Linked DNA regions of Homo sapiens: region 2 is linked to region 1. The links are chromatin contacts, found by Hi-C in ENCODE. All regions are on one chromosome and are shown on one strand. The core of a region is the stretch at or near the end of the contact, and the rest is flanking DNA. Distances in the headings are between cores, read along the strand shown.

Evidence for each region. Hi-C counts contacts between places; a loop is a spot of excess contacts on that map. Pooled maps may share reads with other maps.
Region 2: a loop to region 1 is called in a pooled map, with 3 times the contacts of the local background. The contact joins the promoter of MOK here to the promoter of CDC42BPB in region 1. A Hi-C loop is called at or near these places in 1 of 168 maps with a recorded cell type or tissue (Caco-2) and 5 of 50 pooled maps.

The regions. Positions count from the first base shown.
Region 1 is chr14:103,054,519-103,060,198 of GRCh38, reverse strand. It overlaps CDC42BPB (CDC42 binding protein kinase beta), which reads left to right and starts at 2,650. Exons shown (of 37, transcript NM_006035.4): 1 at 2,650-3,200. The coding sequence starts at 3,026. RefSeq lists an enhancer at 1,513-2,163 and silencers at 2,159-2,268, 2,309-2,808, 2,899-2,978.
Region 2 is chr14:102,301,692-102,307,371 of GRCh38, reverse strand. It overlaps MOK (MOK protein kinase), which reads left to right and starts at 2,208. Exons shown (of 12, transcript NM_014226.3): 1 at 2,208-2,410. The coding sequence starts at 2,404. RefSeq lists enhancers at 1,989-2,038, 1,805-2,327.

The sequences.
Region 1 (5,680 bases), core at 1,401-3,900:
GATTGTCAAGAGAAATGTTTGGGAATCTGTCCCACACTCAGGAATAAAAGATGAGAGTGGAAGAGAAAGTTTGGTCAGGTGATCCTGCCAGGGGACACAGAGGACAGGCACTCCTTCCTTCACTTTAAGCCTGTGAGGGTGGCTTCCAAGGGATTTCTCAGAGAGCTCAATATTTGGCACTCAATTTGGAGGGCACAGTGGCAGGAAGGGCTCATGTGCTGTTTCAGAGGCAGAGCTATGCTGCTGTGCTGGGACCCACCTGTTCACTAATGTTGGGGCGAGGAGTGTGCCAGTGTTTCCTGAGGACAGATGTGAGCTGGGTGGATGAGCAAGCACAAGACCCATGGATCCATTTAGGTCCTGTCCAAAAGTCCCTCAGGAAGGGCAGAGGGCCCCTCCCCTCCACAGCCACCAGGTAAGCATCCACCCAGTGGCACATCTGCTTGAGTTAAGGGGACTTCAGGAGACAAAGCAGCAGGGAACCACCGAGGAGCCCATGAATGTTCCCAGGAGAGACAGGGTCAGCTTTACCCTCTGCCAATCCAGATGGGATTGGAGCCCTTCCCCACTTCTCCCTTTCTCCCTTCCCGGTGGTGGTTCTAGATGGGTGGAAGTGGGCTGAGCGAGCCGAGGGAGGTTTGGGGAAGGAGATGGCACCAGGCACAGCCCCCTTTCCCCTTGCTCATCTCAGGCCCTAAGGGGTCCAAGGGGGAAGATTTAACTTTGATTTTGAGCCAGGTGATCTGCTCAGACTTTTTAAAAAAAACTTTTAAGGTGTCATACACAAATAGTAACATGCAAATATTTAGAATACAGTTTGATGAATTTATACACATTTACAGACCCAACGTTACAAAACGGCTGTGCTGAAGATACAGAATGTTCCCAGCCCCCTAGAGGCCTCTCCTTGTGCCTCCTTCCAGTTGATACCCCAAAGGCAACCAGTACTCTCACCTCTAACGCCAGATTGTTCTCACCTGCCTTTAAGAAATGAAGGTATTATATATACATACACACAGTGACATGCACTCATCTTAAGAAGACAGTTTGAAGAATGTTTACTTATGCGTGCTCCCATGTAACTACTACCCAAATCCAGGCATAGAACATTACCAGCAGCCCAGAAGGTTCCTCCTCTTGTTCCAGTCAACAACTCCGGCATAGGCAGCCACTCCTCTTCTTCTTCTTCTTCTTCTTATTATTATTACTATTATTAAGACGGAGTCGTGCTCTGTTGCCCATGCTGGAGTGCAGTGGAGCGATCTTGGCTCACTGCACTTTCGCCTCCCGGGTTCAAGTAATTCTCCTGCCTTAGCCTCTCGAGTAGCTGGGACTACAGGCGCGCGCCACCACGCCCGGCTAGTTTTTTGTATTTTAGTAGAGACGGGGTTTCACCGTGTTGCCCAGGCTGGTCTCGAAGTCCTGAGCTCAGGCAATCCGCCCACCTCGGCCTCCTAAAGTGCTGGGATTACAGGTGTGAGCCACCGCGCCAGGCCCACTCCTATTTTTAGCTCCAGAGATTAGTTTTGCTTCAGGCTCCCTTAACGTCCTGCTTCAAACCCCTATCTGCCCCTTCATCGGCTCCACCTGGAGGCCACCGCTTCCACGGAAGCATGACCCCTTCCCCTGCACCCGCGCGCCCCAGAAGCTCTCAGATACCCCCACGATTTCGGTGACCTTCCGCAAGCTCCAGGAAAAGCCCCTCCTCTCCTGACGCCAAGGGTTTGTTGGGGTTGGGGGGTATCTCCATCAGCCTCCCTCCCCCAGCCACCCAAATTAACCAACAATCTTAGTAAATGCAGCGACTCGCTAGGCAAACCCAGCCTGGAGACAAATATCCGGCCCCTTTCCTACCAAACTGTCACACCTAGGCATTGGTCTGCAGGGAGGGCTGGACAGTGGAAACTGAAACCCTCTGCAAGCCATCACGAATCCACCGGGCACTGGGGACGCTGGCTCCCGCCTTGGCAGCATCCCCCAGAAGCCTGGGCCCTGACCCCACACCGTCTGGGCCTCAGTCTCTCATCGGTAAAGTCAGGGGTAGGGCCCGAGTCTTCCAGGACCGCTTCGAGCTGGGACAAGCCGTTTTAAATAGCCCACAACCCGCCGAGGCCATCAGAGCTGCGCCTGCCGGGCCGCCCTCGACCCCCACCTCGGCCGGGCAGGTCCGAGGCCCCGCAGGCAACATGGGCCCGCGGACTGCGGGACGGGGCTCGACGGCCTGAGATCGCGACTCTGCCTCTCCGATACTTGGGGTCGTCTTCGGCCCCGGGATCCGCGACGCGCGCGGTCGGACCCCGAATACTGAAGGCACCGGGTCCGCAGGGCGAAGGCGCACACGCCCACCAGGCGCGCTCTGCGCATGCGCGGGCTCCGCAATCTCAGCGGCCCACTCGCCCCGCCCCGCCCCCCCCACCCCCACCCCGCGCCGCTCCCCAGGCCCGGCCCTGCCTTCCCAGCATCCCGGCTCCCTACGGCAAGCGGCGAGGCCCGAGCCCGCCGGGAGCAGGGAGCCGGGCGCGGGGCGGGGCGGCGCGCTGAGGTCAGCGCGGCGGCGGCCGGCCCCGTAGTGGTTGGCTGCGCTGGTGCTGGCCGCGCCCTGGTTGGCTGCGGGCCGCGGGGCTGGGCCGCCGGGTCGGGGCTGGGGTCGGGCTCGGGCGCCGGCCGGGCTTGCGCAGCGCTAGGCTCCTCGCCGCTCCTAGTCTGCGGCGGCGGCGGCGGGGAGGGCGCGGCCGCGGGCGGGGCTGAGGGCGGCGGGGGCGGGCCGCCCGAGCTGGGAGGGCGGCGGCGCCGAGGGGAGGAGAGCGGCCCATGGACCCGCGGGGCCCGGCGCCCCAGACTCTGCGCCGTCGGGACGGAGCCCAAGATGTCGGCCTAGGCCGGGGCGCGACGACGCGGACGGGGCGGCGAGGAGGCGCCGCTGCTGCCGGGGCTCGCAGCCGCCGAGCCCCCGAGGGCGCGCCCTGACGGACTGGCCGAGCCGGCGGTGAGAGGCCGGCGCGTCGGGAGCGGGCCGCGCGGCACCATGTCGGCCAAGGTGCGGCTCAAGAAGCTGGAGCAGCTGCTCCTGGACGGGCCCTGGCGCAACGAGAGCGCCCTGAGCGTGGAAACGCTGCTCGACGTGCTCGTCTGCCTGTACACCGAGTGCAGCCACTCGGCCCTGCGCCGCGACAAGTACGTGGCCGAGTTCCTCGAGTGGGGTAAGTGCGCGCCGGCAGGGCCGGACCTGCGGCTCTGCGACCCCCGCGCCCCAGCCCGCGCATCCCCACGCCCGCCCATCCCCGCCCGGACAGACCCTGCCGCCCTCCTGCCCACCCAGCTCGTGGGCTTCGCCTCCTCTCGCTCTGGCAGCGCCCCCAGGCCCGCAGCCCATCTCTCTCCAGCCGCTCCTTGCACCCTCGTCCCTCCGCTAGCTTTTCATCCCTCCTTGCCCTCCCTAGGCTCGACATCCGCGTTCGATCGTCCCGCCCCCTCATCCTGCCCCTTGGAGCCACATCCTACGTTCCCACTCCCACCCCCTCCCCCCCGCCGGGCCCTCGCCCTGGCGGCTTCCTAGATCCACCCTCCGAGTCTGGATATCATTTCCTGCAGCACTCACTGGGATATCCGCCCCCGCCCCCGCCCCCGCCCCCGCACCTCGCCTTTGGGGTCCGGAGGCAGTGTGGAATTAGTTCCCTTTCCCCACCCCACGCTTCTCTGCGTTGTGGGGGCAGCTGGGTGTGCTTTCTGCATCTGCCTCGCCCACTGCCCCGTGGGACCCCCTTGCATCCCCAGGGAGCCCAGCTCTAACGGCCCCTCCTGGGTGACAGCCTGTCTACATCCCCTTGTTGGTCAGAGCCTGAATACCTACTTTGCTGTAACACCTTCAAGGGAATTTTAAGGTTAAGGCTTTATTTTAAATAAACCGTGCAAGAGGACTTTTTTTTTTTAATTCCAATTCTGCTAGACCTTTGTGATATTTGGAGGGGTAGCTGGAGCTATCACTTAGAAACTTTCTCATCTGAATTTTGCATGCCTTCTCTAGTTCGTTCCGGATCTATAATGTTTTAATCATTGGTCAGCTAACCTATTATGCTTTTTTAGGACAAAAATTTGATTAAACCATTTAACGATAATTAGGATCCTAAAGACAGGTAAAAGTGCAGCGTGAAACTCTTTTACTTCATCTCTCCCTAACGGGTGTGCCGGTCAAGACCCTCAGACTGTCTCACCTAAAACCACTGAGTAGGAGGAGGAAATGCGTATGTTCAGGCCAAACCTATGAAAACCTTATCCTTGGGTCATTTGCGTCACTGGGCTAGGACTGTTCAGTTCGAACCAGTAATTTCTAATCTTTGGGGCTGATAAAGCTGATATTTATACGAAGAAACAAATGAAAGTGTTCCACAGTGAGGCCTCCAGGCCTCCTACTCTACTCTGCCAGATTGGTGACTGGAATTTGGAATTTTGTTTACAAATAAAACTTAAGTTGCAATATTCTTTAGAGGGCTTCTGTTGGATTACTCTGTAGTGAAATGTTACACGGTATCTTGTGAGAGCAGCAGTAGAAAGAGGTCCTGAGATCAAGGACAGCCTGTGATGCTTTATTTCCGTGGGAACCACCATTCTTGGTTACTTATAGTATCAGTAAATTAAGAGTATTTGCTTTCTAGCGTCCTTTGTCAGTGACACGATTTCCAACTGAATAATTAATTGACTTCACCGTTGCTTTGAAAGTGAGGTCTTTGGTGCATGTTAAAATCTGAATATTTTGTTTACCTTTTCTTTCTTTTCTTTGGAGACGAGTCTCACTGTGTTGCCTAGGCTGGAGTGCAGTGGCATGATCTTGGCTCACTACAACCTCCATCTCCTGGGTTCAAGTAATTCTCCTGCCTCAGCCTCCCGAGTAGCTGGGACTACAGGCACGCACCAGCATGCCCGGCTCATTTTTGTATTTTTAGTGGAGAAGGGGTTTCACAGTGTTGGCCAGGCTGGTCTTGTACTCCTGACCTCGGGTGATCCACCTGCCTCGGCCTCCCAAAGTGCTGGGATTACAGGCGTGAGCCACTGCACCCAGCTTGTTTACCGTTCCTTTCTGATCACTCGATCTTGAAACCCACACAGTTCCACTGTCAGGTTCAACTTGGTGCACCACCTGTGAGTGTGACTGGGAAGAGGAAGCAGAGGGAAAGTTGGTTTTGCTGGGAAGATGTGGTCCCACTGGCCTCTGGCCTGGGACCTAGAAGATTAGTCTGAGGGCGGGGGCCCTGGGGGCCATTGTGCAGCCACCTCTCTCCACCAGGCATTACTGGTGGGCTTCCCTGGAGGAAGCTCTTGTCAGCATGTGTGGAGGTCATATTTTATGAGATCTGGCCTTTCCAAATCTAAACGGGAACTGTGCTGTAACATAGACATATTTTCAAAGTTGTATTCTGGCTCTTTGGAAATTGTGATTACAAACTACATTATTCTCAGGAACTCAGTTTGCACAAAAGTATAAACTTTCAATTATAGGGAAGAATGGACTTAGAAGGTGGTGTTTTAATGAAATATCAATATATTTTACAAGTATTTAAACTCATTTATGTTAACATATACGTCATTGTAACTCTAAAGTGGTGTATTTCTAGTTAACATGTGTGCAGTTAGTATTTAATGTTGCTTGGAATTGCCTGGTTGTTTCGATTGGAAAGCACAGAAT
Region 2 (5,680 bases), core at 959-3,458, 750 kb after region 1:
CCCGCCTCAGCCTCCTGAGTAGCTGGGATTACAGGAGCGCATCACCACACCTGGCTAATTTTTGTATTTTTAGTAGTGACAGGGTTTCACCATGTTGGTTGGCCAGCTGGTCTCGAATTCCTGACCTCAGTTGGTCCATCCTCCTCGGCCTCCCAAAGTGCTGGGATTATAGGTGTGAGCCACCACGCCTGGCTTGTTTTGTATTTTATTTATGTATTTGCTTTTTTAGACGGAGTCTCACTCTGTCGCCCAGGCTGGAGTGCAGTGGCGCAATCTCGGCTCACTGCAACCTCCGCCTCCCGGGTTCAAGCAATTCTCTGCCTCAGCCTCCCGAGTAGCTGGGATTACAGGTGCCTGCCACCACACCCGGCTCATTTTTCTATTTTCAGTAGAGATGGGGTTTCACCATCTTGGCCAGGCTAGTCTTGAACTCCTGACCTGGGGATCCACCCGCCTTGGCCTCCCAAAGTGCTGGGATTACAGGCATCAGCCACTGTGCCCAGCCGTTTTGTATTTTTTTAGTAGAGACGGGGTTTCCCCCATGTTGGCCAGGCTGGTCTCGAACTCCTGGACTCAAGTGATCTGCCTGCCTCGGCCGCCCAACGTGCTGGGATTGCAGGTGTGAGCCACCGCGACCGGCCGCTTTCTCTTTCTTTCGAGACAAGGTCTTGCTTTGTCACCCAGGCTAGAGTGCAGTGGTGCTATCATAGCTCACTGAGCCTAGAACTCCTGGTCTCAAGATACCTCCGCCTTATTCTCCTGAATAGCTGGGTTTACAGGCATGTGCCACCGTGCCCGGCTTTTTTTTTTTTTTTTTTTTTTTTTTGAGTCTCTTGCTCTGTCGCCCAGGCTGCAGTGCAGGTGGTGCAATCTCGGCTCACTGCAAGCTCCGCCTCCAGGGTTCACGCCATTCTCCTGCCTCAGCCCCCGGAGTAGCTGGAACTATAGCGCCCGCCACTACGCCCGGCTAATTTTTTTTGTATTTTTAGTAGAGATGGGGTTTCACCGTGTTAGCCAGGATGGTCTCGATTTCCTGACCTCGTGATCTGCCCGCCTTGGCCTCCCAAAGTGCTGGGATTACAGGCGTGAGCCACCACGCCCGGAGTTTTTTTTTTTTTTTTTTTAAGAGGGAAGTGGGGTTTCTCTATGTTGCCCAGGCTGGTCTTGAATTTCTGGCCTCAAGCGATCCTCTTGCCTCGGCCTTCCAAAGTGCTGGGATTACAGGTGTGAGCCACCACACCTGGCCAATTCAGTCTTAAACCAATTTTCTGAGGCTTCGTTTTGGCAAGGCTACTTATCTGTTTTAAAAATAAACGATGTATTTTAGTAAAAGAAAAAAAATGGAGGAAAAAACAGGGTTTTGATCTCATGGAATAATTATGAGGCTAATCTAATGAGCTTCATAAAATACTATACCCATACATAGTATGCTTGTTATTTTATTGTTTTGTCAGGGTCCAGAGAACTAGGCCACTGTGTTGCTTAGGCACCGTGTCTGCACATAGTTCATTCCGGTGTACATTCATTCATCTTTACACTAGAATGTTAGTTTCAAGAACTCAGTCACCTCGTCTACACTGTCCTTTAATCCCCAATACCTGCGACAGTTCCTGGGGCAAAAACAAATGCTTGTTGAATTAAAAAGAAAAACTGGGCCGGGCGTGGTGGCTCACGCCTGTAATCCCAGCACTTCGGGAGGCCGAGGCAGGCGGATCACCTGAGGTCAGGAGTTCGAGACCAGCCTAACATGGTGAAACCCCGTCTCTACTAAAAATACAAAAACATTAGCCGGGTGTAGTGGTGGGTGCCTGTAATCCCAGCTACTTGGGAGGCTGAGGCAGGAGAATCGCTTGAAGCCGGGAGGCGGAGGTTGCAGTGAGCCGAGATCACGCCATTGCACCCCAACCTGGGTAACAGAGCGACACTCTGTCTCAAAAAAAAAAAAAAATTCCTGTAGAAGCTCCCAAGCCCAATTAAAGCTCAAGGCTATCGTCCACGTAGTGGGTTCCAAATCGCTAAGTTCCCAGGCCAGCAGGGAGAGCGAGCCGAGCGAAGGTCGCCTGTGTCAAAGGCGGGGATTTGCACAGTATTTACATGGAAGCGGAGGAAAGGCTGCTTAGCAACCGGGCTGAGGGGACGGGCTGCACTGCGCACGCGTACATGGGCGGGGCATCTTGCGCATGCGCAGGCGACAGCTCATGGCGTTCAGGGCCTGACGGTTGCTAGGGTGACAGGGACACAACATGGCGGCGGGATCTCTAACGCTCTCCTTCGAGGGACCACCACGGAGATCCTAGTGCGGGACCCCGCCTCAGGGAAGTGGAAAGCAGGGGGACAACCTTCCTGCTTCTTTCTTTTCCGTCCAGTGTCGGCAAGGGGTTGTCACCGGCTTCCGCATCCAAGATGAAGAGTGAGTGGGGCCGGGGAAAGGGGCAGGGACTGGAGAGCGAGTGGCGGGGGAGGGAGGGACTGGGGGAGCTTGAGGAGCTTGAGGGGCCTGTGGGGCCGGGCGTCGTCGCCTTCTGCCGTGGCTCGACAGGCCCGGGAGGCTCCGCATGTGGGCCCCGAATCCCCCTCGGCTGTGAGAAGCCGGTGCCCCTGGGGGAAGCTTGAGGGGTTGGGGCTAGGTTGGGAACTTTGGGGTCTCGGAGAGCCGACTCGAGTTCCCGCTCAGGCATATTTTGGTGCAGGTGCGTGGTTCTTACATTGGAGTTTAGGGAGTTGACTGTGATTCATTTTATTTTATTTTAAATGCTGGCTTGAACCTGACACTCTTTTCCTGAACATTCGGCAGAAAACGGGGGAGCGCTTACAGCGTGGCTCCCTGCCTTTTCATGATACTGGTTTAGTGACCAATTGAGAGGAAAGCTGGGCTGTGTGCTTTATTTTATTTTTTGGGTCAAGCAGTAGTGTTTTATAGGAACCACTTTTTAATAGTAGTTTTGAAGCAACCTTTTAGTTAAAAGCTGTTACTTCAAAGTTGGGAAATGAGGTAGTCATTCTAGAAAATGTAACGGGTAAAAAATTTTCTTTAGTGGGATTTGTGGATTATTGACAATCCAAGTGCAACCAGCTAGAATGATGTTTTTAAAATTATTATTACTGTACAGATATAATTGTTTATGGTTGTGAACCAGAGGTGCAGTAAAAATTCAGACCTTTGCTGTGAAAATATTATGTTAGGAGTAGTTATAATGTTAAATTTGCATTGTATCCTAATTGTCAATGGTGTACATTGCATAACATTTAAAATAATTAATCTCATTCACCCTTTACAAGGCATTTTTATTTTTATTTTATTTTGTTGGATATTGTTTAATGTTTACCTTTTTCATTAATGCACTACAAAGCTGTAGTTAGAATCCAAGGTCTACAAAAGACTTTACACTTTTACTTACAGTGCAGACTATGATACTGCACATATTTTGTACTATATTCATTTTTTTCTTCCCATCTGTTTGTTTTGAAAATTTTCAGATGTACAGGAAAGTTGCAAGAGCAGTACATTGAATATTTATAAACCCGTCCTTCACTTAGCTGCACCATTTTGCCTTATTTTTGTGTGCTCGCTTTCGCTCTGGTGTTTTCTCTCTCCCATTTATGTATTTATTTTCACTGGACCTTTCAAGAGTTAGTTGTAGACTACTAATAATTCACCACTTCTTTCAGCAGTTATCTGCCAAGAACAAGGACATTCTCCTACATCATCACAGTACAAATAACACATTTAGAAAATTTAACAATGATACAATACTCTGATACACAGTCCATATTTCAGTTTTTCCATTTATCCCAATAACATGTGTTATAGTTGTTTATATTTTTTCTATCCAATCAAGAATCACCAATTGTATTCTGTTGTCATATCTCTTTGGTCTCTTTTAATATGGTGTCCCTGCCTTTTGTGTCTTTCATGACAATGATATTTTCATTTTTATTTGGCTGTCCTCTGTAGGCCAAATGACATTTTTAAAGAATCCAGCCCAGTGTTTTGCAGAATATCGCTCAATTTGGATTTGTCTGATTTTCGCCTCATGATTAGCTTCAGCTTAAATGTTTTTACCAGGAATATGTGAGAGGCAACGTTGTGTCTCTGTCAGTGTGGCCCTTCCAGAGTGCCTGATGTCAGTTCGTTGCAGTTTTGCTGAAGTTAGATTTGATCATTTGGTTTATTTATCTACCTTCTTTTTCTCTTAGACTCTTTTTTTTTTTGGACAGGGTCTCTCTGTGTCACCCTGGCTGGAGTGCAGTGGTGCAATCTTGGCTCACTGCAACCTCTGCCTCCCGGGTTCAAGTGATTCTCCTACCTCAGCCTCCCAAGTAGCTGAGATTACAGGTGTGCACCACCACGCCCAGCTAACTTGTATTTTTTGGTAGAGACGGGGTTTCAACATGTTGGCCAGGCTGGTCTCAAACTCCTGACGTCAAGCGATCCACCCGCCTCAGCCTCCCAAAGTGTTGGAATTACAGACGCGAGCCACTGTGCCTGGCCTTCCTCTTAGACTCTTCATACCCCACTACCTAGAGGCATCACTTTCAGTAATTTACTCTCTCTATATATATTATATATAAATATATAAATGTGTATTTCTCCCTTTTTAAAAGACTAATGTTAGCACTGCATGTGTATACCTATATAGAAATATGTACATATGCTGCCTGGGCGCAGTGGCTCACACCTGTAATGCCAACACTTTGGGAGGCCGAGGCGGGCAGATCACGAGTTCAGGAGATCAATACCATCCCAGCTAACACGGTGAAACCCCGGCTCTACTAAAAATACAAAAAATTAGCCAGGCGTGGTGGTGGGCACCTGTAGTCCCAGCTACTCGGGAGGCTGAGGCAGGAGAATGGCGTGGACCTGGGAGGCAGAGCTTGCAGTGAGCTGAGATCGGGCCACTGTACTGCAGCCTGGGCAACAAAGCAAGAGACTCCGTCTCAAAAAAAAAGAAAATAAATATGTATATATGCGTATATATATATAAAATTTACATTTGTGGGCCGGGTGCAGTGGCTCACGCCTGTAATCCCAGCACTTTGAGAGGCTGAGGTGGGTGGATCACTTGAGGTCAGGAGTTCGAGACCAGCCTGGTCAACATGGTGAAACCCCGTCTCTACTAAAAATACAAAAATTAGTCAGGCGTGGTGGCAGGTGCCTGTAATCCCAGCTACTTGGGAGGCTGAGGCAGGGGAATCGCTTGAACCTGGGAGGGGGGCGTTGCAGTGAGCTGAGATCGCACTACTGCACTCCAGCCTGGGCAACAGAGCAAAAAAAAAAAAAAAAGTATATGTGTGTATACATATAAAATTTACATTTATGGGGCGGGTGCAGTGGCTCACGCCTGTAATCCCAGCACTTCGGGACGCCGAGGTTGGCTGATCACTTGAGGTCAGGAGTTCGAGACCAGCCTGGCCAATGTGGTGAAACCCCATCTCAACCAAAAAATACAAGAAAAAAAAAATCAAAACAAAACAAAATACACAAAAAATGTACATTTATGATTTACTTCTTGTAAACTTTTGTTTTTAAAGTATATTTAGTATTGTTTGGTATGTTCTTTTAGATGGTCATTTTGGTAGTTTTCGGTTACTTGGTTTAGTGGTGACATCTTTATTCTCCCTTTCTTCCTTCTACCTTAAAATGTACTCTAAGAATTATTGTAACCTTTTATCCCCCTGG